Linked DNA regions of Homo sapiens: region 1 is linked to region 2. The links are chromatin loops, found by intact Hi-C in ENCODE. Cell type or tissue: heart left ventricle. All regions are shown on one strand. Links, peaks and the distances in the headings refer to the core of each region. The heading gives the core; the rest is flanking DNA. Region 1 holds the start of LOC105373851 (a long non-coding RNA gene). Region 2 has its middle 62 kb from the start of MIR2355.

Region 1 (15,566 bases), core at 4,626-12,625, 290 kb after region 2:
TGTTACTCAGGAGAGAATAGGCTATGGAGTGTCAATAACCACATCCCAAAATCCCATTGGCTTATAAAGACATATTCCTCATCTGATGTGAGTGTGATATGAGTCAAGTGGCGCTTGTATCCGGACATTTGGGGCACATGGCCTGCAAGATGCACCACATAAGAGAAGGAGGCGGGTGACCACCCTTGCTCTGAATGCCTTGATCCAAAAGTGGTTTCAATTCATATTTCTCTGGCCAAAATTTCATACAACCCCAACTTCGATTTTTTAGCGAGCTCTAACTCTCTGGTATAGTGGTAAATTCTGAAAGAGGAGGAAAGAAAATAGGATCTGGGAGGAATTTATAGGGTCCTTTAACTGACTCTGAAATATTATAACACTTTTTAAAAGCCTGAGGGTACTTATGGCGCATAAACTCTTGGTGAAGCTACATGGAAGCCTGATGAAGCTGCAGCTATGGATGCTCACTGCGTTGTTCTCTCTGGGTGCTTGTTTGTATTACTTAATTAATTTTTAAAAAACTGATTCCACTTCTTCCCTCATTTCAACACTTGTATGAGACCTTCTGCTTGGTATCCTGTGGACCTTTATAGGGTAAACAAATATTTTTTTTCACAGTGTCTTGAAATCACAACATCTGGCTGTGGCTTTGTCATATTCACAATTTTAACTATTTCTTTCAACACAATCAAGTTAAGGAAGCATATTGTCAATCACCAGTTATTCTCTGGGAATAAAGTTATGAGTGCTTTGGTATCCAAGTATGACTTATTTTATTCAGCAAACATTGACTGTACGTCTTCAAGAGCCAGGCACTATTACAGATTCTAGGGACAAAGAAGTCTCATGTTCACATGGAACTTATATTCATGGAGAAAGGAGACAGATGGTAAACAAGAAAGCAAAAAAGTAAACAAAATAATTTCAGGGCAATAAGGTCTGAGAAAAAACAAAACAGAGAAATGAGTCAGAGAGTTCTGACTCTGATTGATTAGGGAACTGGTACCTTAGCGGCAAGAAGGAGATGGTCATGATAAAATCTGGGGAGAGAGTATTCCAGGCAGAAGGATCTCCTAGTTCCTTGCTGAACCCACTGCTAGTGCTCCCCCAGTATCCATCCTAACATTGCATCTCACAGTATGACTCTTGAAATAATTGTTAATTAAACAAAATCCTCTCTCCTAGTAGCATGGAGTTTTAGGAAAACATAAACTAAAGACATCAAGCACTTCACCCTTTCATGTATATGCCACAATACAGCCCGTTGATGTGCACAGGAAAAAAATACCTGCTAGTCTTCACACGTGTGATTAAGATTTCTCTTCCATTTTGTGTGTCATTGATCTTACATGTCTTCAATGTGTGAATGGATAAAAAGAATTTTGCTGATGTCCTGTTCCCCTTTATTTCCAGGCATAATGCTTTAATCAACTTTGTTCTTTGGCTTCTTGACAAAAGTGTGATCTGTAACATTTTTCCCACAAAAAAAGGAAACGTAAAATATGCTATTCTCTTCTCTACCTTTTAGAGACAAAATTACTCACTTATGTACCAGGAATTCTTATTTTGCAGTTGTTCTGGAAAAACTCAAATGGCTTAACAGAGAGGATGTTGGGCTTTAAGGGGACAGGTACAAGAGTAATATTAATACTACTAAAAATAATTACTAATTATAATGTTTATTATACATTTACTATGTGCTTAGTATTGCACTAAATGCTTATGTGATTTAATTTAAACTTATTTAAATTTCATAACAACACTATGGGGTAGGCAGTATGATTAAAATTTTGCAAATGGGGAAACTGAGGCTTAGAAAGTTTAAATAATTTATCTGTGGCCACATGGTTCTAGAAGCAAAAGGTGAACTCAAGCAATATAACTCTGTATCTGCACTGCAAAAATCTAACAATACCATGACTACACCATGCTGCTTAGATGAGGGTGGGAGATGTGGAATTAAGGAGAAAGTCAAAGTTGCTGAAGGAAAACCGGGCAACAGAAGCAAGCAAAGGAGAACGTCAAGAAGCGCGATTTTAAGAAGTTGTTGATAGTGCAGCCGACCCCTGAGAGTAAGCACCTTCTTAATTCTTTCATCTCGCACCCTAGGCATCTCTCTGGCCTTGAGCTAGTCCTGGCTCTGGGGAAGTAGAGGAATAACAGAAGATGAAAACAGGCAGAAGGGGAGGATCATGTAGAACCCTGTGCGTTATAGTCAGAACTTTAGCTTTTACTCTGAGATGGGAAGTTATTGGAGGGTGTTAGGAGAGGAAATAGCATTATCTAATTTAAGCCCTCAACTTTGGTTGTGGGTTGATAACAGGGTGGAGGAGGGTGAGGGCAGAAGCAGTGAGACAAGTTAAGAAACCATTGCAGTAATTCAGGCAAGAATGATAGTAACTTGGACCAGGTGGCAGTGGGATGGTGAGAAGTAGTTAAACTCCAGACAGATTTTCAAAGTAAAGCTGACACAATTTGCTGTGGGACCAGATGTGGGAAGTGAGAGAAAGGGAGGAGTCAAAGATGACTGAAGTATTTACCTTAAAGTCAAGCCATCTGAAGCCTAACAAAAGGCTGTTGAACTTAGAGTTTACGAGATGCTGGATGGCCTTGGTGAGAGCATTTCCTGGGGAGTGGTAGGGGTGGAAGTAAGATGGGACTAAATTGAGTAATAAATGAAAGATAAGGGAGTAGAAGTAATAAGTATAAACTATGCTGTGTGTACGTGGAGAGGAGACTTGATAGTAGCTAGGATACCCTAGGTTAAGGAAAATGCATATAAATATGTTTAAGATGGGAGAGAATTAAGTATGTTTATGTGCTGAGAACAAGAAAGCAATAGAGAAAGAGTGATTGAAAACACTGAATACAAAGAGCAAACCTCCTGAAGAGATGGGAGTGGGAGTGATGTAGCCCAAAGCACAGGTGGAGGGGCCAGATCTGGACACAGGAGGATTTTGAAGGGAAAGAAGGAAGAAAGGAGGGGTATGGCTGTCAGTGTTTCTGGGGTGGGAAGGGAGAAATTGAGGGAGTTCCTCCCTGACAAGCTATACTTCTTTCTGTGAATTAGAAAGTAATATCATGAGCCAAATGTAAGGTTGTTCAGAGTGAGAATGGTGAAAATTTTTAACATTCTCTTGGAATAAAGAAGCATAGGATATGGGCTGCCATGAGGACCTTGCAAAAGCTGGAGATTGTAAATACGTAGCTGAATCAATTCACATGATTGTTAAGAAACTGACCTACATAGCAGGAAACTGCTTATACAATATACCTCAATCCAATAACACAGTGGGTCTCATCTCTGTTTCTTATGAATTGATAAAACATGATCTACAGGGCCAAAGCCACAGTTTCAACTATTTAAGAAGAATGGTGCCCACACTTTTCCGTTTAAGTTATGTACAGTGCAAAACTACATCAAAGCCTAGTGCTAAAATAGGTTTAGGCCAAATTCAGATTTATTTCATTAAAGAGCTCCAAATCCTTTGCTTCTTTCACACACTGTTTTGAAGAATATATCTGTTTGTTTTCAGTCTTGTCCATTTCAACATCCAGTTTCTCCAGTAGTAAGAGATATCAAACAATCATGAAAATTTTTCATCTCACTTTATTTTATTTTATATTTTGTAAAGGCCTGTATCACTTGGTATTTACCTGAAACTTAAATCTTAAAATTAGACTATTTTATTATTGAAACTTTTCCAGTATGCTTTTAAGATTTCTGCAGTCTCTCCATTTGAGAAAGAGATAATTAAATGTAGTAGAAAACTGCCTTATCATTGCAGTAGTTGTATAATTTATTTTTTTCCATTGGGCAATGTGCTTAGCAACTTGCACATTAAGCCTTCTATTAAGATTATATTAATATCATAAATATGCAAAAAGGAAACCACTCTGAAAGTTCAAAATAATAACAATAACCTTTCCCTCAAGTAAAACCTTTTATCTTGAGATCTCTATGCACTTTCCCAACAAGCCTGAGTATCCTTGCCCAGCCACTTTTGCAAGGAGACAGTTAAAATGCCGCCTTCACTTTATTCACTGACTCCAAATGCTAGTTAGGATCACCGGAAAGCAAAGCAGATGCCTAATGTAATCATGATTTTAATTCTTAACATTTCCTACAGCAGCATTTATAACCTTTAAGAAAACAGGACCTCTAGTCTGTAAAAAGCCCCAAGTGGATGTCTCTTTCTTCTTTGCTTTATTCTTTAGCCATGGCAAGGAAGGGGCAGAAGGTTGTAATTCTGGCAAACTCCCACACATGCAACATGGACTCATATCTCTCACAAAGGACACACATGCACACTGATGCAATCACGTCTAGAAATGAATCAGTGCCCTTGAGACAGGAGCTCGTGACTAATGCTCTCTGAGTAGCGCAGGGGCAGCTTGGCAAACCAACTATATCGGGGCCAGCACAGAACAAAGCACAGGTGAGCAATGAGCTATAGCACAGGGAGAGGGAGGGGCTGATCCATGTGGTTCCAGGGCTTGAAACACATCATCTGAAGGTAATTCCCATGTAATTATAGAGCGCCAAAAAGGGAAACTGAGCTTTGGCCTGGGTCATGCGTGCAAACGCACTGTAGGATCTATGGTGACTTCCTTTACTTTTCTTGGACTCAGTTTCCTTATCTCGAAAAATGAGGAATTGTAGCACAACAGAAAGACTCCTTTCTCCTTCCACACCCTATGAAATACTCAAAGGCATTGCTTCCTGTTCCCTCAACAGAAAAAAAAGAATGTCATAAAAAGAAGTGGCGGGAACTGTTCTCCTAAAAAATATTTTAGATACTCAAAAATGACTGACAAGTTCTCCAGGTTGTTTCAGCACTATTTGTTCTGTTTGAAACACTAAACAAGCAGGAATGGTAGAGAAAAAAAAAGTGTTTCTCTCTTTATCCTAAAGTATAGTCATGCACTGCATAATGCTGTTTAGGTCAATGATAGACCACATGTGATTATAACACCATGTTTTACTGTACCTTCTCTGTGTTTAGATACACAAATACTTACTATTGTGTTACAATTGCCTACAATGTTCAGTACAGTAACATACTGCACAGGTTTGTAACCAGCCCAGGAGCAATTGGCTAGATGACACAGCCTAGGTGTGTTGAAGGCTGTATCACGTAGGTTTGTGTAAATGCATTCTAATGTTCGCACAACGATGAAATCGCCTAATGATGCATTTCTCAGAACGTATTCTCATCATTAGGTGATGTATGACTATAATGTCCATGGAAGACATTTTACCAACACATGTACACTTCTGTGGGTATTTCTCTGACAATGTCTAGTCTCCTAGAAGTGCCTAACGTGGAGTGTGGAGTATCTTTCACCACAGTGCATAATTCTGCCTAGTCACCACTTTCTCTAAGACATTTATCCTCTAAAGCATCTTTTTCCTGGAATCACATCCCAGGGAGTAATTTATTAAAGAAATAACCAAAATCCATAAATTTGTCAGCCTTGTTTCTCTCCTGAAGGAGAGGTAAAAAAGAAAGATAACCTTCCGCAGCTTGGGTCAGCCGGACTTAAATTGAAGGGGTCGTTAAAGCAAATATATGAATGTTTGGGGAAAGGGAGGCAAGGAAGGACCCTTGAGAGAGACGAGTGACTGCTCAGTCTCAAGCAGTGTCTATTACACACAAATATCCCAAGATTTCCCCTTTGCCTTTGACAAACTGGGAGGAGGGAACAGGTTGTCCCAAAAATTGATGTGACTGGAAACCAAATTTTTTCTACTGTGGAGGGTGTCTGCAGTCTTAATTACTCCCTTCAAATGGAAGAACAAAGCTCCCATGGAGGAACTGGAGAGAGCTGAGCTGAACTGAGCTGTAGGTTGATCATATTTCAAGGTTTGCTTGTAATCAATACTACTTTGGTCACCCCCAGACCATTACTGCAGAAGCCTCCTTACCAGTATCAGGATCCTACTTTGCTCTGCAGCCACTTCCTGGAGTTCTTCGAAAACTCTAAAAGAAAACAAAACCCAAACACATCACATCAGAAAGATGAGGCATTGAGAAACTTTATAAGCTTAAGAGGAAGTAGATGCTTGTGTAGGGGAGTTTTTAGATTAGGGAGAAAGAGACAGACATACGAAGAGAGAAAGTCAGTTCTATTTCCAGAGAAAATAAGAAGTTGTTTTGTTGAAGATTAAACCTATTATCAGGGCCGAACCAGATCCACCAATAAAGTAGTACTCTTTATTGCTCCTCAAGTGTTTGGCATAGGTATTTTCCACTTGCAGCTAGCATCTTAACTGTATATCTAAAACTGACATTTGCAAAACCAAACAGGTGAGGGGCCATATTGGCTCTGGAAAAGAATTCACATCCCTAATACACAGAAAATATGATTTATAAAAATCCACTTTTTTTTCATAGAACCATTCAGGAGCACAGCATTGATAGAAAGTGAATATTCCTAGACTCTAACATAAAAAAAAAATCTAGTCAAAATGTATCATACAGTGTTGTTGAAAGAAATTGCACATACATGTAGAAAACAACTTTACATTGAAAAAAATCTTTACTGTTCATGGATTAGGTTTTACCTAAAGCCCTATTACTTGCAGTTGTGCTCATCCCACAGATGTTTACTCATAATCTATCTTGCTCTTTATAAATCAAGTCAACAACTATTACATGTCTTTTATGGACTCCAAATTTCAAGAACTCTGTGAGAGGCATACAAACAACATATATATAACGCACAGCTATCCATGACATGGATTTCAACTGTATCCCCCAATAACCCAGGTTCTTCAGGTCATAAATGGATGGGCTTTATCTTCTAACAATCCACACGATCTGTAGCAGATTTTCCAGATGGTAAGCAATGGAATGACCAACTGTCCAGGTTTTCCCAAGACTGAGGGAGTTCCTTGGTTGTGAACGTTTCAGTACTAAAACCAAGATCTCAGGCAAACCTGGATAAGTTGGTCATCCTAGAGAGTTGAGGGAGAAATGACATCATTCAATTATATCAGTGTAGTAATCACATACTTGTCCTCTGCTTCTTCCTTGTCTTTCTTTCCTTCCCTTCCTATCCCATCTTACTCTCTTAGGATAGCTCTATGGCACAGTGACTAAGAACCAGATTGTGGTTTCCAAATAGATACGGGTCTAAATTCCAGCTTTGCCATGACTTTTTAAAAATCTTGTACAATTGACTTAACTTCTCCAGTCCTGCTTCCTTACTAGTGACACATGAGAAAATGCATATGAAGTACATACCATCATGCCTGACACATACATCATGCTTTATACATGTTAGTCACTATTGTCTCTGGATCATGCCCTTATGGATACTTCCAGCTTCCAGGGTTCTGGTTCTAATGAGACCAATATCAGGGCATGCTATGGATCAACAGGAATTAAACCTTCCCACCGCAGTGCATTTGCAGAGCCCTATGCAAATCAATCCTTTGACGTTTCATTAATGAGAACGCAAAAAGTAGGTACAACTGAAAGCAAGAAGTAGGTATAACTGCAGCAACATCCTGATTACCCAGAATTTTTCCAACTTTTCTCATCCAATCTCTTCAAGCAACCCCCTTGCATTATTGTTCCCATATGCTCGACACCCAAGCACATAGAGACATACGCATCACATAAACACACAGAGGGACACACATACACACAGAGGTTTTTATATGGCTGAGCTGGGAGAAGCCAAGTAAAACACTTTTTCTTTTGTTTCTAGACTATTTAGCAAATACGAGGAAAATGACGTGGCACTGAAGAGGGGACTTAGAGAGACAGGGCCAGTGGGTGGAGGAGGAGAGGACGTGCCGGGAAAAGAATGCAGAAAGGAGATTTTTTTTGGCCACAGAGTTTTTGCTAAAAGCAGCTAGGAAGCCCCACGGCTCCAGTGTGCGTGAACTCCTGGTAATTTCCTTGGGGAATCCCGCCTCAGAGAACCTCTACCCCGAGAATTAGGAGGAAGCTGAGCTAGGTGAGTTTCCAAACGGAGGGGGTGGGTGAGTGACTAAAGGCCTGAAGACCGGCCCAGACGAGTTTCCCAGTGGGCGTCCCCTGGCTGCTCTGACAGCCACAATAGGAACTCAGTCCAGAAGAGGGGAATGCCGAGGCCAGGGACGATTCCTAGTGTTTTCCTTTGTCTCTCAGCTTCCTGTGTTTGAAATGAAGGCATCCGAGGCTCTCTGTGGCCACTCTTGTCTGGGATTCTTTCCTCAAGAGGTGTTCTTGAATTTGTGAGAACTGCCAGGAAATGGCGTGAGTCATGTCTTCTTAGCAGACAATATTCAGCTTTAGAAATTCCCAGAGATATGACTTGTTTATAGGAAAGGAAACAGGGCTATTCTGAGCTGCCAGGGGAAGAGGAAAGCGCTGCTCATTTTTTAAAATATCGTGTTGAAAGGTCATACACGCGGCCAGAGTGCCAGCAAGAGCCCGGTATAGACACTGATGTTAGCAGTTCATTTGCCTACATTTCAGGCGATATTTTTGAGCGTGGCATTTTAAAATGCGAGTTCCATGGCATTGAAATTCCACTCCCAGTCTTAAGCCCAAAGGCATGAGCAGGGTCCAAGGCGGAGTCTTGGTTGGAGGGGTGCGGCTGGGGTGTTGTTAGGCCTGGCTGAGGGGAGGGGAGGAGCATATACAAAGACACCACCTTTCTCTACTTTCTAATTTCACATTTCTTGAGCAGCCAGCTGATTTTTGTTCCCATATTCCATGCTCCTTCCTCTACTGTCTTTTCTTCATAGTGTTAACAACTGCCATGTCCATTGTCCTTACCTTAAAGGATTGTTCAAAGCGGCCAACTTTGGAAAATGTGTCCAAGGAGAGAAACTCGGGGGGATTCCTACTCCTGCAACCCTTGCTTCTGGCATTGGACCACCTTCTTGTGCAAAAAGTTTGGTCCTGAAATGTTTGAACTCGTAAAGGCACCGTTTACACATCTGTCACTGTTAGCAGAGCCAGTCAGCTGACCACAGAGATTGATTTCCAAGGAGAAAATAATCCACTGAGTATTCACTGATACAACAATAATTAGCCAATGTGATAATTTCATAGATACCACATCTGATAAAATCAACACCTTTTCCTAATTACAGAGTAAACATTTCAATAGGAATAGAAGGATGCTCCTTCAATGTGATAAAGATGCTCTTGGCTTAAAGTAAATAAAGATTATAATTAATTGGCAAACATTGAAAATCAGAAACAAACACAAAGAATGTCCTTTAGTATGATTATCACTGTTTCTGGTTTTTGTTTGTTTGTTTTTTGGGGTTTTTTTGAGACAGAGTCTCGCTGTGTCGCCCTGGCTGGAGTGCAGTGGCACAATCTCGGCTCACTGCAACCTCTGTCTTCCAGGCTCAAGCGATTCTCGTGCCTCAGCCTCCCGAGTAGCTGGGACTATCAGCTAGCATCATTATCACTTTAGATTCTCTGGTTAATGCAGTAGGTTATAAACACAAAAGGAATAAATTTTTGTGAACTAAGGTACTAAAGTACATGAAAATCACACAAGTATAAATCTGAAAAAGTCAAAAGAATTAACTAAAAGCTTTCTTTATTTTAAAAAAGAGTCATAAAGTGGCTTGGAATAAGATAAATACCTAAAAAGCAACAGTATTTCTATATACTGGCAGTAAACAGATAGATAATATAAAGCAAAAGAAAAGCTATTCAAATAGCGACAAATATAAAATATTTATAAACTCAATAAGAAATGTATTAAAAGTTTTAAAACCTTGATTGGGGGATATATTTTTAATAATTAAGAGGAAGAGTTATATTTTTATTAGATGGAAAAATTCAACATAAAGATGCCAAGGCTCCTCAAACTTACTGAAATAATTCTGTCTAAAGATCCAACGGGACGTTTCTTGAAGGTCATTAGAATGAACACTGACGAATTGCTAAGCTTAGTGCTTATCTTATTAAAAACATTCAAAACTATAAACAGGAAAACTAGCAAAATGCAAATGTTCTTAGGGATCAGCCTCGTCAGATATCAGAACCTATTGTAAAAACTGAAACTGTGTTTGATGTAAATATAAAAATATAAAGAAAAAGAAAATAATGAAATCCCCTGAAACAGACCCTGTTATATACATATGTGTCACATTTTATAGATGGCCTCATAGTTCACAAAGTTTTCCACTTGCATTATCTTTTATGCTTCAGAATCATGCTAGGAATCAAGTCGTATTATTACCCTCAGTCTTAGTTCTGAAGAAACTGACACTCAGAAGTGGCTTGACCAACATAATAAAACTAAGATAAACCCAGACTTGAACCTAGATTTTCTGACTTCTCTTACCAGGCATCTTTTCACTACATCAATCTCACAATACATTGGAGAATATACTTTTTTTAACCATACTGAAATTAGGGGAAAAAATGTTTCGACCTGCCCTTACACCATGTACTCCTGCTAACAATAAACAAACAAAATCCTGTAGTTGTTTGATGAAACATAGAGATATGACACTGAACTAGGGTCTGTGTCTGTGGTTGTCCCTCACTGAGTCCACTCACAAAGTACGAAGCTACAATGCTTCCTATTCACCTCCTCCCACCCCCACCCCCACCCTATCACCCCCATCCACCCCAGATGAATTACTTATTGTCACTAAGACGTAGCAGTGCCCAAAGTGAAATTGAAACTCTCCAGCAAATTACTGTTAAAAGAAAGTATAGTCAGTCTGTTTCTGGGGAGGGGTTGGATAATTAGAGAGCAACTAATTAGGAGCATACAGTTAAGAGTAAGGACAAACAGAAAGAAGAAAAGGAGTAAGCAACTCATACATAGTGCAGACCCACTATGTGGGAAAACCACTCATCTCTGACATTGTAGCAAAAAAGCAGCTGTCAACAATAAACATAAATGCTAGCCTTAGCTGAATGGGCACAGCTGTGTTCCAATAAAACTTTATTTCCATAACAGGCAGCAGGCAGACTATACATTGATGACTCCTGTACTAAGCAATTTAAGATAGTTTTTCCATTCAATTATCCTAAAAAAAAAACCCCTTTAGATAAGAAATCAGAGGTTACTCAACATGACCACCTGACATTAAGATGGATACAAGTATTTGCCTCAGTAAGTGGCAGAGCTGAAATCTGAACTCAGGTCTTGTGACTCCCAAGCTGGGAAGCTGGAAAGTGTGTAGTCTTCTGATAGGGCAGCCTCCTGTGACTCAGAGGTTTAACTGGATTTTATGGGTGTGAAGTCTCAGCAGGTAGAAGAGGCCTGAACAGGCTGCATCTAATGAACTAGACATGTGTTGCACTGAACCAGGCTGGGAGTACGTGGGTGATCTCTGTTGCAATCATTTAACAAAGTAGGGAGGTATAGACATGCCCATTCACCTCAGACACACCCCTCGCCTCCGAGACATCAAATCCGCTCCTCCTAACACACAGCAGGGTGCAGTTGTGGTCAGAAGTGAGTGGGAGAAGGAGGGTAGGCAGATGGGTGGCTGTTTATGGAAACCAGGAAATCCCAAAAAATAAAGTCATCTAGAGCAATTCAGGCAACTTCTTTGAGTCCAAGCTTTCCTTTCTGTGGAATAGAAATGTCTGTCCTCTTTCTTTTCTTTTTTTTTAGCAAGATGTCAGAATAATACAATAGGAAAAAAAAAAAAAACTCTGTGTAAAGTTCATTGGGCACCTCAGGGATACATGTCATTTGATGACATAGTCTCATTGTCACCTGACGCCCCATGACTTCAGCTGGCTCCAGAGTCTGCATGTAGCTTTCTGTGGGGAACTCTGCCATCTTTACATTTAACACATCTCTGCTGACAGACCAGCACTATTGAGCTGGTGCTTTGACAACCACGTCGACAAGAGACCAGGAGAGATGCCATGTAAAGGTGAAAGGACAGTGACTAAGGGGAGCAAATGAGCTTTTAAACGAGCCTGACACCATCCAGCTAGTTTTCATACTCCCTCCTGTGAAAAATCTTGACATATTGGTACATTGCTATGAGTTATTTATTTATATCGGTGTATAGTGGCCTAATATTATTTGCTCTTGCAGAGTGTTATCTAGGACTACAAACTTATTTTATTTTAAGCTCAATGACATTTCATCAACAGTTAACACAGCGTGAGTAGCTAAAAGTCACTTCAGGACAGTACATGAGGCCTCTCAGATGTTGTTGCTTTATTGCTTGACTGGATAGTTCTCTGGCTTTCTCTACTTTTGATGGTTTCTGTTTTTACCCAGCTTTGTCTGTTTTGAGCTGTATTTTTTCAGTCCATTATTACATATTATATTATTTATTTCACCACAAGATTTATTTATTATCTGCAGTAATGAAAACTAATTTGTTTCATTTGCCCATGTTAGCTATGCCTAAAAGGGAAAACAATTCTCTCTTGGTCATACAGAGAGGGGTAGAATGGAAAGGAGATGGGTACAGTCACTGAGGAGTCTCTAAGAGGATTCCATCCTGGAGAACCCCTGCTCTGGGCTTGGAGAACTGGGCTCAAACAAGGCAGGGTTCATGTCAAACCCCTGGCAAATTCTCTCAATTTGGGACTGAGTCTCTCATGGTGCCTAGACTTTGGTAATGCTTTCTGGAAACTCAGAAACTGTTGGTCCTAATCTCAATTCAGCTATTGACATTCTGGTCTTTTCTATTTAAAGCCACAAAATTGACTGTTTATTTTCTAGTCATAGTTTAATTTTGTTTTGTTTTAAGCTCTCTTAGTTGATTTCTGCCCAATCAATAAGATCAGCCACACATTTAATCTGATTCTGTCATTGAGACAGCTGAACACCCTGGCAATTCTACAGCCTACTCTGGGTAAGTTCAGTCCATATAAACTCAGCCCATTTCCAACACCTCTGTGACAGCTTTCTCATCTGTAATATGAGAAAACACTCACCTAGTTCACAGAATTGTTGGAAGAATTATATAATAAACAAGACTGTACTACATTTTTTAACTGACAACATACATTTTCTTAATAAAAAATAACATTTTTAATAAAACAATAATAATATATGTCTCCAAGAAGACGAACACTAGATTTCTCGGGTGTTCTGTGTGTTGCAGCACTTTGCTGGTGTTGACATGAATTTGTCAATCAGAACAGTTATACTCATTAATAAGAATAAACATTGACTTTTGCAGTTCTGTACTGATTATAATTTAGCCCTCTTTTAAAAAAACTATGAAAGTATTACATATAGAAAAGGGCATAAATGTTACGTGTGATGAAGTTTCATAAAATAAACACACCTGTGAAACCAACACTCAGATGAAGAAACAGAACCCCTACAGCGTCCCAGAACCAGCCCCATGTGCCCCATTCCAGGCATTTTTCCTCTAAAGAAAACTCCTTTCCTGACTTCTAACAATATAGATTAGTTCTACCAGTTTTCATAATTTTTTATACATGGAATTAAAAAATTATGTAGTATTAGTACAGATCTTTCTAAGCTTATTTAAGCTTAGTTCATAAAGAAGATATGGGTTCTAAAGCAGTCTTTCTTTTCTAGGCTGACTTGAGGAAAGAGAGCTGGAGGAGCGGGGTGAGTAGAGGAACCCTATAATTTGTTATCCAAACTGGGACACCTTTGAGAGTGAAAGAAGGTGCTATTCATAATAACAGTGGACAAAAGCCATAAGCAGTGACTGTCCCCAGCAAACCAGGACATGTGGTCACCCTGGTGAGAGGGGATGGTAGAAGATAGCAGGGACACACTGGCAGGAAAAATCTGCCTTTGGGGCCCTAAAATAGAATCCATTCCAGTTGCCCAATATGGATTCAGGACTGGGGGCTGGTAGCACACTTCTCAAAAAGTGTTGTCATTGGTAGAAAACTCAGGTCAATAAATACTTACTGGATCCCTGCTATGCGCAAGGCACTGCAATGGCACCAAGATGGTTTGAGCACTGTCCCTGCCCAAAGTAGCTCACAGTCTGATAGTGGCAATGAGACAAGTTCACAAATAGGTGAACTGTAAGGTGGCTGCCAATGGAAATGTGTGAAGTATTATGTGGATTCCAAATACAGCGTTATTTGGATTACAAGGAACAGGAGATCGTGCCCCCTGGGAGACATGGAAAAAGCAAGCACCATGGGGTAGGTAGCATTCAGCATGGTCTAGAATCTTACTTCAGTGGTCCTCAACTATGCATATTAGAATTAGCTTTTCTAACACCCAATACTCAGGCAGCACCCCAGAACAATTAAATCATAGTCTCTGGGAATAGGGCCCAGGTCTAAATATTTTAAAAGCTCGCCCAGGTAACTCCAGTGAAGAGTGAAGCCTGAGAACCACTATTCTACAAAGATGAGTAGACATTAGCTGGCAGGAAAGATGGGGCAGAGAGGAGGCCATGGAGAGAACAGCTGTGAGTTAGTATATTCCCTCTTTGGTAGGCACACAGAGAAGAGTTGCCCACTGGGAATTAAATATGGAGGAAAAGCAGCAGGGCAAAAATAATTTAACCCCCTTCAGGAAAAAAAAATTAATTAATTATGAAACCATTTGCTAAGGCTGATAACAGGGATGGATGGGGAAAAGATGCACTGAACACCAAGGGAACACAGAGTGGCAATAAATCCATCATAAATCGCACAAGCCATCAGATAACGTCTGTTCCTCACATTAGCATCCCATTAAGCTGCTATTAGTGATAGCAAGGAAACTGAATGAAACCGGCTTCCTGGGTTAGCACTAGCAGCCAGGGAGAGTTAACAAGCTGCAATCCTTCACTGGTACCTTTAAGGACCTGAGGTCCATTTGTAAAGGATGCTTAGAAACCCCAAACCTTGACCTATCACGCTCATGCTGTGGGAGTTTGTGGGGGGGCTGGAATTAATCACAGCAGGGACACAATTTACCGATCAATACCAGCCAATTAGAAGGCTCCCTGCTGCGGAGAGTTCCCTTGGAATGCCAGATGACCTTTGCCCTTGACTTTTTGTGGGGGCAGATGTTTCTTTAGCACAGCTACTGATAAGGATGGTGTTCCGAGGGGCATAGCTCATTTCACATGCCAACCGCTGCCCGGGCATCTTGGGGCTGAACTTTTTGAGCACTTAAGCATGAGCCACCTGCCAATGGAAGGTAAAGAAAGACAGGAATGGAAATTATAGCAATAATTAATTTAAAGCCATTGTGCCACTTTTTCTGTGAACTCAGCCCTGACCTTCAAGAAGCCACTGAAAAGAGCAGAAAATTAGGAAACTCAGTCTTTGCCCAGAGTTCACTATTGTGTTGCTGTCCTGTTCTGCAGCCTCCACTACCTGTCAGAGAGAGGAGATTGTAAGGCCTGGAGAACCACCTAGAGGGAAAAAGCCCAATAGCTACCACTGCTTTCCATGATCTGGCTTGGGGACTCCAGCTAGAGCCTGGGTGGGCCCCAGAAGCCCCATTCTTCCAGGACTTCTAGATAGCTGTTTGCCATTGTTGTTTACAAGTCTTGGCCAGTATTTTTTAAAATCAGTTTTCTGACATCTTTGCCACAGAGGTAATGTGCCCCAGGACACAGAAAAATAAATAAATAAACATTTATTTATTTTAAAATATTTACTTAAAAAATTAATAAC
Region 2 (15,566 bases), core at 3,492-11,491:
CTAAGCACGCTCCTTCTAAACACATTCAGTGACATTTGCTTGTGAGAGCCACAGCCAGCAAACACTACCCTGACTGTCTCCAGCACAATGCAAAGTCACCGTGGCCCGCAGCGAGTTGCTTTTCAATTTCATTAACCTTGGTAGAGGCTGGGATGGGGCAAACACTAGAACTGGTTCTCCCAGCCAGCAGCCAGCTTGGACAGGGGCAGAATGTGATTGGGACCCGCCTTAGCATTAGAGGTGATGGTTCACCTCTAGACGAGATGGGCTCTGAAAAGTGATCCTTGAGGATTTCAAATATGTTGATGAAAATGGGAGTGGTGGAGGAAATGGTGAAAATTTTTAAGAATGTGCAGGCAGGAAATTAGTGGCAAAAGCTACCCTCTACCCGCCCCCCCTCGCCCCCAAATCAGAGAAAATGGCTTTAGGAAGTTATGCCTCAACCCCATTCCTGTTTCCTCCCCGTAAATCTACCCTCTAAGTAGTCCTCAAGGAATTGGAGTGGTTGCTTTCTCTCTGGCAATAACGGGAATTCCCACTACAGGACAATTAGAATACACCCAGAACTGCCAGTAAAATGTTTCAATGACTTGACTTTACTGGTTTTATAAAACAAGTGAAAGAAATCAGAGACAGTCCAAGATCCTCGCCAAGACGTGAAGTCTCTTTATGAAGTAGACTGCAGGGAACCGTGTGGGCTCCGGATCTCTAGTGCTTCCTCCAATGTGCTGCTTTTAACTAATGCCATCTGCACGGGGCCCTGTGGTCTCAGGAACACCAGCTCGTGACACAGACTTGAGATTTAGTCGCCACTTCCCTGAATATTTGTTCTGTGTTTTTGAGAGGATCCACTTGGTTTTTCTGAGCCTCGGTTTCCCCATTTGACACTTTCAGGTGATACTGTGTTTCTACCTGTTTCAGGCATAGGTACAACTTGAGGTCTTAGAGGGCAGCCAAACATTTAGAAATGCGATGGATTTTTCCCCTCCCCACTTTACACTTCTAGGTTGCTGTTTGAAGCCTCAGCATAAATTATTTCTGCTCTTATTGACTCCCTATTGCAAATGGGGGTGTGTGTGAGCGTGAGCACGTGTATTTGTGAATGCGCGTGCCCAGCATATCTGTCTCCTTTTCATTCTTTCTTTGTTCTTTCCCAAGGCTTCTGTGAGAGTAGCAAATAGAATGGAATGTCCTTGTCCAGCCTGCTCCCCCTCCTTAGGAGGAGGGATGGACCACTTCCTACCGCTCCCTTCCTTCATGCCCCCTCCCCCATCCTCATCAGTGCAGTTGATGAAATGAAAGCCGAGGAAGAGTGATTCGATTATTGCCTGACCTTTGCCGGTGCTGGAAAGAGTGTAGATCCACGTGCTTTCCTCCAATCCCCCTTTGGGGCTTTTCTGGACGTGCCCCCATAGGAGCTCTCCTGCGGCTGGGTTAAATCAGCCTCAATGGGCTGAATGTGGTTCAAAACCTAAGCGGACCCTCCCCCCAGCCCCCACCCCCACCCTGCTTTATCCCGCGTGGCGTTCATTACAAACAACAATTACTGACAGTAATCAGCTGTCCAGAATAACAAGGACGTTGTATTTTGCTCAGCTTTAGTGCAAAGGCGCATGAGCAAATCTTATTGTGTTCCAGCACAATAAAATACATCTGAAAATCCCCTTTTAGAATTCTGGAAAACATGACCCATGCTACTACTGCTTGATAACATGTAGGAACAATTCCTCTCTTCATTAGGTTGGATTTTCCTTTTGGGTAGAGCACAAACAGGTGGAGAGAAACCTGATGTTTAAGACAACTGTCACTTTGCCCATAATTTTTTGACAATCCTGGTGCTTGATTGGGAATATTTTACCAGACATCCACTGTTAGATTTCTTGGATTATACACCTTCAGGTGGTGTTGAAATTGTCAATAGTGAAACAAAAGCAGCAATTAAATACGAAGCAAGAGAAGAGAAACGGTGAGAAGTTAATACTCTATTTAAACCACTGGAGGGGTTGGAAAGCCGACTTACGAAAATAGCAGTAACAAAAAAAATCTGAAAAACAAATTCACCACCAAACAGTTTCTACTGCTCCATTTATTTCAACTAGTGTGGTATTAATAGAACGCCTAACAGCAGGGAGTAGGAAAATAAATGTATTCTCACTCACAAGGGAATGACTAAATGACTCACAAATGCAAAAATAAATAAATGGCTCCCTATGAAAATCTGAAACTATATTACCCCAACTGAAGCAACTAAGCTTTTTAACTGTAACCTAACATGTTAAATTCAATCAGTTTTATTTGAGGCCATAGATAGATCGAGCGATCAATCTCCATTATCCTGGGCTTTTTTTCATCTTCATAGTGCTATTTTTCTTCCTATGAGACATTTCAGTTCATTTCCTTGAGCCTTCTTCAGTTTAATGGCTGATTTTCAGACCAAAAAAAAATCCCCTTCCTCTAGAGGGAATGGAGAAAAATAGAGCAATGAAAAAAAAAATTTAAGAAGGGCATGTCTTAATTGTATGTAGTGGAGAGAAGGAGGACACAATGTGAGAAAAAGATAACAGGTAGATACATAATGTGTATTATAGCTGGTTTCAAATGTTATGTTAAATGTTAACAGGTGCTGCCTCCTGACACTATAAAAAGATCAACTTTTTGTCTCCTTTATAATTTGTGAACAGGTAGGCCCCGAGGACCAGAATGAGGTCATGCCAATTAACTCAATCACTCTGATTCCTGCAATCAGAGTGATAATGACATCCTTAGCAACCATCCTATCACTATGGCACCAGCCCACTGCTGTAAAAACCCTCTTCATCTACATTGGTTGTAGGTTGGGTGCCAAAGCTGTGATCCTAAAATACACAGGCTGAGAATTTACATTAAACCTTCCCCACCACCCCATCTCATCCAGGGGCATGACATCTTTCCTCTCTCAAAAGAGGTGCAGTGAGAAAATAAAATTTTCATTGGCTCCAAAAGTTAAGGTTTTGGGCTTTCTCCAAACCTATATAAATCATTAGTTGGCTCTTTGGAATCGCCTTCTATTAAGAGAAGCTAATGAGCTTTATCTTTCAACTTTATCCAGCCTGATTACACTGTACATACCTAGTTTCACATAAAAACTATTCGTTACTGGACTGCTTTTATCAATAGACATTAGTAGTTAACTTCACAGGATGGGAACTGATACTCTGAAGGCAGCAAAACAAAAACCATCAACGACATCTAGGGCTTTCTTCCCCAGAGTACTTTAAATAATGTTAGTTCCCTAGAGATAGATCAAATATATATAACAAACAAAAGGAGAGCAATCAAGAACATATAGTCCAAAAATATCTAAAAAGTATCTTTGGTGGGCACATTTGCATCAATAAGCTTCTCCAGCTTATAGTGTTTCAGACTGAGCCAACTTTCATTATGCTGAGCCTCTCCTATCTGCCCCTCATTATATTGGATACTTTGGGAAATCCATAAAAATCTAAGAAACTTGAGTCTATCCTTATCTTCAAGGAAGCAAAAATCTATTTGGTGAGAGAGACATCTGAATAATCAACAACAACACAGATCTAATAGGAAGATAAGTCTTTATGGTGTAGGGTCTTCATGGCCATCAATTCCTTAAAAGACTCTGACAGTATATCTTAAGAAATAATAAAATAAAAGAGAGAGGAGAAGGAAGAAGGTGGGGAGGAAGAAAAGAAGGAAGGAAGGAGCAACCAGTCTAAGAAGAAACCAGAGACCAAAGATCAACAAAACACACCAGCAGTGTCAAGATAAGGCAGTTGATAGATACCTCAGGGCCTTTGCAGTTGATCCCCTGGAGGGAATCCTCTTTACCCAAATCTTCAAATGACTTATTCATTTTCACACAATATATCACTTACTATGTACTTTTTCATTGTTTATATCCTTCCCTCTCCTCCCCTTCCAACCAGGAACTCTGTCCTAAAATAGTGCTAGCACAAGGTAGGTTCTCAACAAATTTGCTGAATCAATGAACGAATGAATGAATGACTAGGAATAGTTACTTGTGTGGGATGGAAACTGCATATTGGAGGAGAGAGTCTGGTAAGCACAGTGAACAGCACAACTGAAGTTAGGGCTGTGTTCTCAGACAGATTCCCTAAGCACCAATAACAGTGTCGGCAGGCCTAGGACTTCAGAAATGATTTGCAGAGCCCACGTTATCTGTAATGTCAGCAGCTACCATATATTTTTCACTGACGGATATCAATTCTCCCTTTTCCTAATTGATTCCAGTAACATAGATACCCTGAGTGCTGTATACAGCTCACTGATTGCTGGGCAAACATTATTGAAGTGTCAATATTTGCTCTTTTTCCTAGAGCATCATTGTCGAAAAGACTGCAATTCATTTGGGGACATGTCTCTTATATTTAATGCACAGAGAGTGCCGATACAAACTAAATCTTCATTGTATTATTCTTTACCCTCGCTCTGGTCACAGGGATGGCTTCACTCACCAGCCATCGTGGCTGTCCTTAGGCAGCTCCAGATATCTCCCCCACTGGATGCTGCTACTGGCGACCGCTACACAGTATTATTGCCACCTCTTCTGATGAGCCCTGAAAAAGAGAATCTAGAGAGGCTTGGGCTCCTGCTGTCAAGATTCTTAATCCTTCTCTCCTGGACTACCTTAGATATGGCCGTTGGCTTTCCTGTCTGACCACGGGGTCCTCAGCATCTTGGGTTAATCTGAACCAAGTTTTGACCAAAAGTTCCATTGTCATGTGGCTACATTATTTCAAGGATAAACACATATAACAGACATTGGAACATACTCTTCCATTGTGGCAAAACAAGCTCACAGTTCCTTTTTAGGTTTGTTTATTTTTGCCTTAGAGAGAAGGGACTTTGCCTTGGCGGAGTCGGTGACCTAAGGCTAGGTCCCCATTACTCATATGGAGGTGATTTTTCCTACACTCATTTCCAGTTGCAAATAGAGCCATGTTCCAGTGCTTTCTGTCTTCTGGGAAAATTCCTGTAGCTAGCTTCCCTTGGAGCATGTGCCCTGCTGCCTCATTAAATTAGTGTGTGCTATTCTAGCCCTGAGCAGACCTGTTTTCAGAGTTACTTTCCTCCCACTCCCACTGGGCGAGAATTCCAGACTTAGAATCAGAATAGACCAAATCACTGTTATATACATAGGGGTTTTGAAGACATTTTATGACCAGGGTCTTTGTTTCTGATGACCCCAGAAACAGAAGTGTTTTAATTTCTTGATATCTAAGTTGAAGACATTGATAAACTGCTTCATTCCTTCCAGCCATGTTAATGGCAATTGAGGAGCTTCTGAAAACGAGGAAAACCTGTGATGATCCTGAAACTATAATCTGATATGACGTGCTAGGCAGTGATATTTCTGATTAGTCATCACTAGGCCACCTAGACTTTCAGTTTACTTCTAATTGTGTTTCAGATAATGCTATTCCCAGTTAGGCAGATGATCATTGTAATTTCTGGTAATGAAATGGCAAGGGAGCCCATTCTGTACTGGGAAGAGAGCCAGAGCCCAGCACTTTATAAGAAACAAGTGTTACGGTCTAGGACAGAGAAATGAAGCCAAGGTGCTGTTGAACATTTACAGTATGTATCAGATTGATTCTATCTCTCTCATACTCAGGATTGATTTATTTTAAAAAGGACATTCCTCAGCTTGAAAGAAACTCTGCAGAAAGCAAAGACACCACATTTTTTCTCACCCCTTTGTACCGTTTAACATGCCAAAGAATCACTGTTGACCTTCCATGATGGCTAAGCCATTTTCTCTCACCATGGATAATAGTGGTTTGGTCCATAACTTACACAACTGGCATCAATAAATAATAATGGAGCTTTTTGGTGAGTTATTAAAATGATTGTGGATAAGAACTCTCTAGATGAAAAAGGAGAATAGAAGGGAAGAAGAAGAAGGAGGAGGAGGAGGAGGAGAAAGGAGCAGCAGCAGCAGAAGGAGAAGAAGGAAGAAGAAGAAGGAAGAAGAAGAAGAAGAAGAAGAAGAAGAAGAAGAAGAAGAAGAAGAAGAAGAAGAAGAAGAAGAAGGAGAAGGAGAAGGAGAAGGAGAAGGAGAAGGAGAAGGAGAAGGAGGAGGAGGAGGAGGAGGAGAAAAAGAAGAAGAAGAAGAAGAAGAAGAAGAAGAAGAAGAAGAAGAAGAAGAAGAAGAAGAAGAAGAAGAAGAAGAAGAACCAGCAGCAGCTTCCCAAAAGGTATGGGATTGTCAGCACTTCTTTTCATGTTTCTTATCATTTTACACTCAAGTACTTTTATAACAAAATAATCACCTGGCTTTGAACTTCTGGATCTTTACACCTTCCAGCTAAATGCTGAAACCCTGAATCTAAATGGCTCCTCTTGAATATATCAAGTAGTTCTTTATTCAATCTCATAGGCATGAAGAGTTCATTCCCCTTCAAGGTTGAAATCCATCTCTGTTGAGTCTGTACACATTGATGGCTCTGCAATTTGTTCCCTAGGCTTCTTTGTCAACAGGCTTCTGGCTAGGTTCAGTCAATGGGAGGCACCAAAGGGCAGGAGGAGGGGAGAACCCAGCGTAAGTTCTCTCTTTCTTCTTCAGGTCACAGTTCACAGTAGTGATTTTATCTTCTCTATGGTTTAAGCTGCCCTCCCGCAGCCTCTTTCTCTGAGGTTCCAGCTCCTACCAAGTAGTCCCTGATGTCTGGCTTCTGTAACATCACATTTTCCCTGCGATTCTTCAGTCCTAAGGGTGGCAGCAGTTTCCTGCTATTGTTAATCTATGAGTTGCTTCACCATTTCCTGTTTGGTTTCTCATCTCTTCTGTCGCCTGCATAATTAGGTCGTGTATTTAATTCCCTCTGTCTAAAATATTAGAGGAGTTACTGTGTTCCTCATTTGATTCTATCACAGCCCATTCTGTTTGTTTTTGGGAATCTTCTTTGGACACCGTTACAGATGCAGATTAAGCCACCGTTCAGATTTCAGGTCATCTCACTAATAATTAAAATTAATAATAAGGGCAAAACAATAACAGTAGCACTTCTCCCTACTCAACCATAGCTTTTGATGTCCTTACATACAGCCCATGTTATGCTAAGCATGTTACTCACATTAGCTTACCTAATGCTCTCAAAACATTCGAAGTAAGTATTATTATTATCATGCTCATTTTACAGATAAGGAGACTGAGGCTGAGAGAGTTTAAGTAACTTGATCATGGTAAGACAGATAACAAGTGTCAAAACATTGTTTAGGAAGTATGTTCATTTCATGCCCCTAGTTTTTAACCCACTGGTCATACTGGCTCTGAACATTTTGATAACAACCAACTTCATATTGTAAGGCACAGTAACTCCTGAGTGTGATCACCAAGGAGTTCAAGCAATGTGCCTTTCAATAGCGTTGTCCACTCTCTACCTTAACCTTCAGGGGTTACTTCCTCTGCTTAGAGGCATTAAAGTGGATATTTTCCATGTCTTAAGGATACAAGGGAAAAAAGAAATGTCCAGAGTTGAGGACAACTTTTTTTTTTTTTTTTTTTTTTTTTTTTTTGAGACGGAGTCTGGCTCTGTCGCCCAGGCTGGAGTACAGTGGCGCGATCTCGGCTCACTGCAAGCTCCGCCTCCTGGGTTCACGCCATTCTCCTGCCTCAGCCTCCCGAGTACCGAGTAGCTGGGACTACAGGCGCCCGCCACCGCGCCCGGCTAATTTTTTGTATTTTTAGTAGAGACAGGGTTTCACGGTGTTAGCCAGGATGGTCTCGATTTCCTGACCTCGTGATCCGCCCACCTTGGCCTTCCAAAGTGCTGGGATTACACCGCGCCCGGCCGAGAACAACTATTAATGTCTGACAGGGTGCTCGTGAGGGATGAGAAAACCGCCTTGTACCCAGGGAGGACAGGCTGGGCACCTGCGGATGCCTGCAGGCCTCTCATTCTGTGAGCTCCCTGCAGGCCTGGGATGCTGAGAATTGCAGCCTCTGGAGCAGGTGTGCTCAGGCTCTGATCTTTTCTTACCCAAGGGCTAAGAGATAAGCTGCAGAGAAAAATTAATAAGAGTGAAGGAAGGAACCGTCTTAAGAGGAGGAGGGGAGCCTTCCGCAAACAAAGGGAGATTGTCTAGATACGTGCTCCATCCTTTCTGCTGGTTTTTCCCCTCCTTTCTCTCTCCATTTTTCCCCTAAGCTTTGTTTTCAGACTGATTTTCCTACACATTCTTTTCTTAGCCTTTCTCCTTCCATGTCTAAATATGGGGTGGGGGAGGGTCAGAACCAAATTAGCTAAACATTTTACCTTTGGGACTGAGCGATAAAAATAACAGCCCAGTTTCAGCTCTCTGAATCATTTCAATAGTATTGGAAGCATGCAGAGGAGCTCTACAGGAGGCGGAGCTGGGAAGAGAGGGGTTAAGACTCTCGCCATGTATTAGAACTTGATTTATGGCATGGATCAAGTTCATGTTCCTCTCAGGATCTGGTTTTGAGCAAAAAAAATGACAGTTTTCCAAGTACGAAGTCCAAAATGGTCACGCAGTGTATTAACATGCCAACCTGGCCTCCAGGAGATAGGCATAAGCAAGAACCTGCAAGCCCACAGCTTGCTTTGAAGTGTGCAAAACATAGTTGGTCCTTCAGCCCAAGGGTGTCTTCAGAAATGAGAACGGTCAACTTTCTATGATCCAGGGGCAGCTTCCCCAGTTTGTGGTTGATGAAAATCTTTTGATTTTCCCGTTTTCTTTTTCTAGCTACTTGCCTTCTATACTCCTCCCAAAGAGGTGGCAATGGGAAGGAATTAAGAATACTAGCAGATTAGCCAATTCTTGCTTGCATCTAAACAACACTGATACTGTTTGTTTAGCTCCCTTTTTATTTTATTTTGAGTGCACAGAAAGCTATTTTCGAATTTCAAAAAAGCAGGAGATATAGTGAACCTTCCAATTAAATTCACGTTCAGATCTCTGTGTCTAACATGTTTTCAATTTGACTAGGTGAAGGGAAAAAAAGAAAGATATTCTCATTTACCTTCTTGCACAAACTGGTGAATAGTCCGTGTGTGTTAGCCCTTGAGGAGCCACATGCACGCAACATCTTTTCACACCCCAAACCAGCAAATGATGCAATGATTTAACACTGCAATCATAAGAGCTATTAAAAATGAAGTTTTTATGAAAAAGGGGTATTTTCATGTAACTACAATGATGGTGTGACACACAAAAAGCAAAACAAATGCAAACGTAAGTCCTGCAAAAGATAAGTACCTGCTAGTTTAATTATTATTAAAAAGAAAATGAGAAATAGCAGACTGAGAAAATGGAAGTCATGTAAGGATGGTCCGAAAGACAAAGGAAAGGGGAATAAATGATGTCTTAACATTGAGATGTTCACCTCAGCAGCAATTATCACTGGCAAATTCTGCCCTGACAAGGGGAGACACGGGTTGATATAAAAGGGCTTTTTCATTTTTACTTCCTAGAGTTTGTGAATAACTGGCTTCCCAGGTGACAATTACTCTGCTTCCTCCAAACACAATTCCCTACCCCCTTTGACCTCTTGCAGCACAAACACTTCAGAAATAAAAACCCCACTGGGCCCTCTGGTGCTCTTCTTTCTCTGAATTGCAAGTCTGGCCTTGATGGTCTGGATTTTGGAGGATGGAAATAGGAAGAGAAAGGCTGCATTTAAGAGAAAATCTCCTTTTCACAATTGGGTGGCTCTCCAATATCACCTGGAATTAAAATATATTTCCCTGCCACCCTGCTCTGTGAGACTGTCAGTCAAAGACCCAGACAAAGGATCACACGTTTTCTAAATCCACTTCCACCTGCTGGAGTACGTGATTGTCAACATTTGAATGTTCCAGAGGAAAGAAGGAGCTACTGATCGTCAGGAAGGTGCTAGCACGCTTGACTTTAGGATATCCATGGAGGCAACGTAGGGTATCATCATCTTCTTTCACTTAAAAATCTCTCCCCAGGGGTGCCAGAAATCTCACTACGATTTGTCTGTAGCATTGGGGTGAAGCAATGGGCCATATTTCTACTTTGTAACATCCTAAGAAGATATGTTCTCAGAAAGATGGGGCTAAACATTTCTCTTTTCCTAAAGAACTCTTTTTCCCTTTTTCCTCTTTTGAGATTCCTATATCATGGGGGTAGTTGTCATAATCAGTGACAAATACTCTAGCATGAATTAGTTTGTTCAAATTACATTTCTACAAGCACACTTTTATAAAATAACAAACAAAAGTTAGTTTTTGAAGACGCTAGAAATCTATTGGGGGAACGCTGGGCATAACTGCAAAGGTTACGAAAATTATAGGACAGTGCATTCATGACAAATGAATTATATAAATATAAAATTCTGCAGCAGTTTAGAGTAGGGGGAATCATGGAAAGCCTCTAGGAGGAGGCAGGACTTGAACTAGGAAAGATAAAATATAAGTGGAAAAATGTAGTAATCATCCAACGTTTTGTTACAGTCACCATTGGAACACTTTTCTTTGAGGGGATGATATCATCTGCGCTAATACTTTTGAAAAGTTGATCTGGAAGGCACCAGACCTGTTCTGGCTCATGCTACCAGGCTATCTTCCCTGCGTTCTCACAGGTTCCCCAGCCCTCAGCCCTGCCATTTATTCTACAAAGAGCACTAGAGGGGTTTAAAACTCTAATTGGATCCTAATGTGACTCCTCATTGGTTTCAGGAGAAAATTTAAACCTACACACCTAGTTTACAAGCAAGGTCTAGCTTCAACTCTCCCCCTCCCCAACACTGAATTTCAGCCATGTTCTCTCTCCTCCTGGCTTTGAATGGTGATTCCTCCCTCCTTCCCACCACCAACCTAGTTAGCTTGCGTGCATCTTTCCATCTTCATGCTACAGATCATTTCTTCCAGAAACCTAATCTGAACCCCCAGACTAGATCCCTTTCCTTTTTTTTTTTCTTTTGAGATAGAGTCTCTCTCTGTTCCCAGGCTGGAGTGCAGTAGCGCAATCTTGGCTCACTGCAACCTCCACCTCCCAGGTTCAAGTGATTTCCTCCTGTCAGCCTCCCAAGTAGCTGGGATTACAGGCGTGTGCCACCATGCCTGGCTAATTTTTCTATTTTTAGTAGATACAGGGTTTCACCATGTTGGCCAGGCTGGTCTTGAACTCCTGACCTCAGGTGATCCAACCACCTCAGCCTCCCAAGATGCTGGGATTACAGACGTGAGCCACTGTGCCTGGCCCCTAGATCCCTTTCTACTATGTGTCAGCACTGTTCAACCCAGTGAATCTACTGCTGACAAGTGAGTCACAGTCTCTGCTCTTGGTGGAGTTCCCATTCTGGTGGGACAAGACACAGAATCATTAAATAAACATAAATATATATGATAATTTCAGATGATGTTAAGGACTGTAATAAAAATAAAACAGAATGGCAGGCCAGGGAACAATGAACAGTGAAGGGGATGTGTCCTGCTTACATGAAAAAATAGGGAGTTTGGGGCCTTCCCACATGTTCCTCTTGTACCCTGCACTTCCCCATTAGCGGTAATAACAACTTAATGTGATAACAGCCTTTTTTTTTTTTTTTTGAGACAGAGTCTCTCTCTGTCACCCAGGCTGGAGGGCAGTGGCATCATCTCATAGGTTCAAGTGATTCTCCTGCCTCAGCCTCCTGAGTAGCTGGGACCATAGGTGCGTGCCTGCATGCCCAGCTAATTTTTTTGTAGCAGCCATTTTTTTAACTGATTTTCTGTGCAAGATTAAAAATGCAGGGTCAAGGTCTATCCATTTCTTTATTTGCCTCTAGTTGTTAACATGCTGCCCAGAATATAGTGCTTGATAAGTATTGGTGGAATGAATGAGAGATTAGAAGGGAGAAAGACTTGGAATTTAAAGGCCATTATAGTTGTCCAGTTAGAGCTCATGAGGGCCTGGGCTAAGATGGCGTGACATTCAGGATAGAAAACAGAGGCTGGATGTGATGAGTGGTATTGTAGAGGAAATAACAACAGGAGCTGGTGACTAACTGGAAAAGGGAAGGAGATCAGGAGGAGTAAAGGACACCACCTTTTAGTCTTTGGACACAGGTTACAGGGAGAATGAGAGACAGCTAACTACTCATTAAAACCCATCTTCTCTGGGACACACAGTCAGATATTACCCAGCCTCCTTGGCAATTACACCATGTGACCAAGTTCTAGCCAATGAAATGTGAACAAAATGATGTGCGCCACTCCCAGGCCTGGCCTGTGTAAATCTCCACACAGGATTCTCAGTGCCTTTTCTCCTCTTGCCATCTGGATGTCAATGCTTGGGACTTCCTCAGAAGCCATGCACTGAAGATGACAGAAGCTCCCCTCACCCTGATCCCTGAATGGCAGTGAGAGCAGAGCCCACCCTCCCCTCATCCCTGCCCCCTGGAATTACCTTGAGCTATTTCTAGATCAAGAGATGTCTATAGATCAAGAAATGAATGGAAATAGGAAATTTAGGAGAAAAAGATGGTTCGGGTTTGGGCAAACCCAAACCACCCTAAAACGAAATCGAGAACACTGATCAATTTAGTTTTAGGAAGTAGAATGTGAAGTTTCAAAAATATTCAGTTGAAGATGTCTCAAAGGAAGGTGGAAAAGCTAGTTCAGAGTTTAGAACCAGGCTGGGGACATGATGAATAGAGATGAGGTCATTTGTTTAAAATGGGAGGAAGTGAGGTTAACAAGAGGGAGCGGATAGAGGGAACACATGGGCATAATCTCTAAAAATCACTATATTCAAAGATCAGGAAGAGCAGATGCCACAAGGGACAGAGGAGTGGTCTGAGGAAACCAAAATGGTGGACACTGAAGAACCAGAAACTGGCGTCCCAAATCCTGGGGCAAGGCCCAGGAGGAAGGGGGCTTGGGTATGGTCAGGGAATATGACACTGCTGGGGCCGGAAGTGGCCTCAGGGCCAGCGGTGGCATCAGAGCACAGTGGAAATAGAAACCAAATTGTACACTGGTGGCTTGACCCGTATGTGGAAGCCATCATATTGCAGTAGATCATTAAAAGCTACGTCTTGATTACCTAGGGGAAGTCGCAGAGTAAAGAAAAGGCTGTTCTCACCTTGAGGCTGGAGGGTCTTGAGGGTCTTCATTCTACTGAATGAAGCTGTAAGATGGAGAAGGAATAAGGAATGTGAAAGTCTCTGGCAGAGAATTTGGGAAGTAATAGTATGAAAGGCCTGAGTTAGGGATACATCTCTGTCAACAGAGGGACCCTTTCGTAGAAGGTTCTCCTTCATTGAAGGAGAACATAACTGCTTTGACTCCAATAAGGGTAGAGAAAGTGGGAAGGGGTTAAGGTGCCTGGCCTAGGAGCAGATGGCAAAAACCTGGCCCATGAGGACCAGATTCTCCCTGCAGGCTGCATGCTTGCAAGATCTCCCCTCACCCTTTTGTTCTAAGTTTATTTTGAAGCACCTGTTCGCTTTTATCTAGAGTCTTACCTCTCCAGTTTTATGTACTTCTGGTCACCAAATCTTAAGACTATGTTCAGTGTCACTGACTTGGGGCCTGAATGGTGCTTCGGTACCCTAAAAAGAGATGATATATAATTATGGGAAAGTCAATATACTGTCTGAAAGAGTAGAAAAGAAAAACCTGTTTTACACTTGTAACATAATTACTACAGAGCCTGTTCTGGAAAACAGACTGCATCTCTTGAATTGTAAACTCTCAGGGACGTGGACCCCTGGGATAGAAAGGAAAATCTATTTTCTTCCCCTAACATAGAGCCTTAAACATAGTAAGACCTCAGCAAATGTTAGCAGCACTTATTAATATTATTATTAACAATTCTCCCCTGGGGATTATGTAGTCAGCCCAGAAACGTTATTGCAAACATTAGAGCAAAGGGTCTTTGATCATTTACACTGAAGTCCAGAACTTCCATGGCAGGGATACCTGGGAGGGGGATGTGAAGAGGAGGCAGGATGACCATGGGGCCTCGGCTTTCCATTAATAAAGAGGGTAAAATTTATACTTTAATTATTTCACCAAATGAGATGGTATCTTCAGTCTCAGAGATACCCTGACAGGACTGAAAGAAGCCATTCATCACACAACCTTAAACTTGTGTTCCATTTTTGGATCACACTGCCTATGGTTTCCTAAGCATTAATATTGTTCATAAATCTTTTAATTATCTTGTGAGATTAAACTGTATTGCAATCTTATATTCAGTGTTACTAGGTTAAATGTAAACACAGGTTATGGGATTCAAAATGTGCTTACCTATTTAAATGATTTTTTAAGCCCCATTTTGACTTTTCTTCATTTTTCAATTACGTGAAAGTCCTAATACATCAGAAATGAGGTTGCCTGCCCTCTCTTGACAGATGAGAGTTCTGGCTAGAGATTAGCTAGTTTAGTGATTCTTAACCAAAGGAACATGTCTGATTCATCGGTGGAATTTCTGGAAAAACAATGCCCTGCCCACCCCAAGATTCTGATTCAAGAGATCTGGAGTGTAGCTAGGACCTGCATCTATTCTGAAACATCCTTGGATTTTCTGGTCCACAGTTCTGATGAAGATCCACTGACACGGTCCAGTTGTCTCTCCAGCCTCCCCACCTGGGGCTCCACCCACAGGTTCACAGTCGGCATGTAATTTACAAACATATGCCCTGACTTGAAGGGCCTGGGGCAGGTGCATTTGCACTCTCTTAATATCAGCAAGTGAATCATTTATTTCTTGCCATCCTTATTAAATCAGAGCCCTGAAGCAAGACCACGATGTTGTGCCTCCTAAAAACCATGTGCATCTGGCTTCGGAAAAAATTAAAGAAAAAAAAAAGAGCCAACGTTCTCTCACCCACCCCCTTTCTCCCCATGCTCCCTCTCCCCCTCTTGAAATTTGGTGTGGGAGGCACATGTCCCAAAACTTAAATTGCTGATTAACCGGGAAGCTTGCTTTATGGATGGGACTTTAGTTCCTATGCCACTGGGCATAGAAATGTGATCGATGAATTAGCACTTTCTTAGCATAGCAGCCCCTCAGTTGTGCACTCTCTGTATCCTAGGACTGTGGGTCTTGCCCTAGGGGCACTCTTCCCAAAAAGGATCTGGAGTCAAATGGTCCTGCTCCTCCCCTCCAGGACACAGAGGACACTGGTACAGCTGTGCCTCTGGTGCTCCAGGAAAAGACTGAGCATTTGTTGACATGCCGCAGACTCCTGCGGGACGGTACAGGACACAGATGCTGCTTATAAAGGGATTGACCATGTGTCATCTTTGTGCTTCCAGAGGGTCACGGCACATTAGCACTGGGCTTGGTGCCTCTCAGAGGGTAGGGCATTCTAACTCCAGATTTCATTCAAATTCTGGACTTCATGTCTGCGCATTTGACGCTAAATAATATCCTGTCTTATGAAATTGATGAACTTGTCTTCCATTGTTCTATAACTTTATATATGAGTGTATCTCATCTCCCCCATTGGACTGTAGGTTCCCAGGACAGAATTGTTAAGCTGCCCATCTTTGTGTTTCTACAACCTAGTACACAGTGTGGGTTCAGGGATTTCAGATAAAATAAACAAGATT

What was found. Peaks named below come from ENCODE experiments on the same cell type or tissue, not always from the same donor. Only the 100,000 strongest peaks of a DNase experiment are listed, where the experiment ranks them.
Region 1: it touches region 2 in a loop (1.8-fold over the local background); 4 of 110 quality-filtered maps call a loop at or near these places.

Annotation. Positions count from the first base shown.
Region 1 is chr2:207,326,712-207,342,277 of GRCh38, forward strand. It overlaps LOC105373851 (a long non-coding RNA gene), which reads left to right and starts at 7,649. Exons shown (of 4, transcript XR_923809.3): 1 at 7,649-7,971; 2 at 13,507-13,539. RefSeq lists enhancers at 4,195-4,374, 7,552-7,601, 7,862-8,271. In heart left ventricle, for the core only: a CTCF peak has its summit at 8,064; a DNase peak (open chromatin) is centred at 8,030; H3K4me3 peaks cover 1,196 bases; H3K27ac peaks cover 4,041 bases.
Region 2 is chr2:207,040,268-207,055,833 of GRCh38, forward strand. No RefSeq gene overlaps it. Among named protein-coding and RNA genes, the nearest start is that of MIR2355, 62 kb to the right of the region's middle. In heart left ventricle, for the core only: a CTCF peak has its summit at 6,740; no DNase peak of the experiment used is centred there.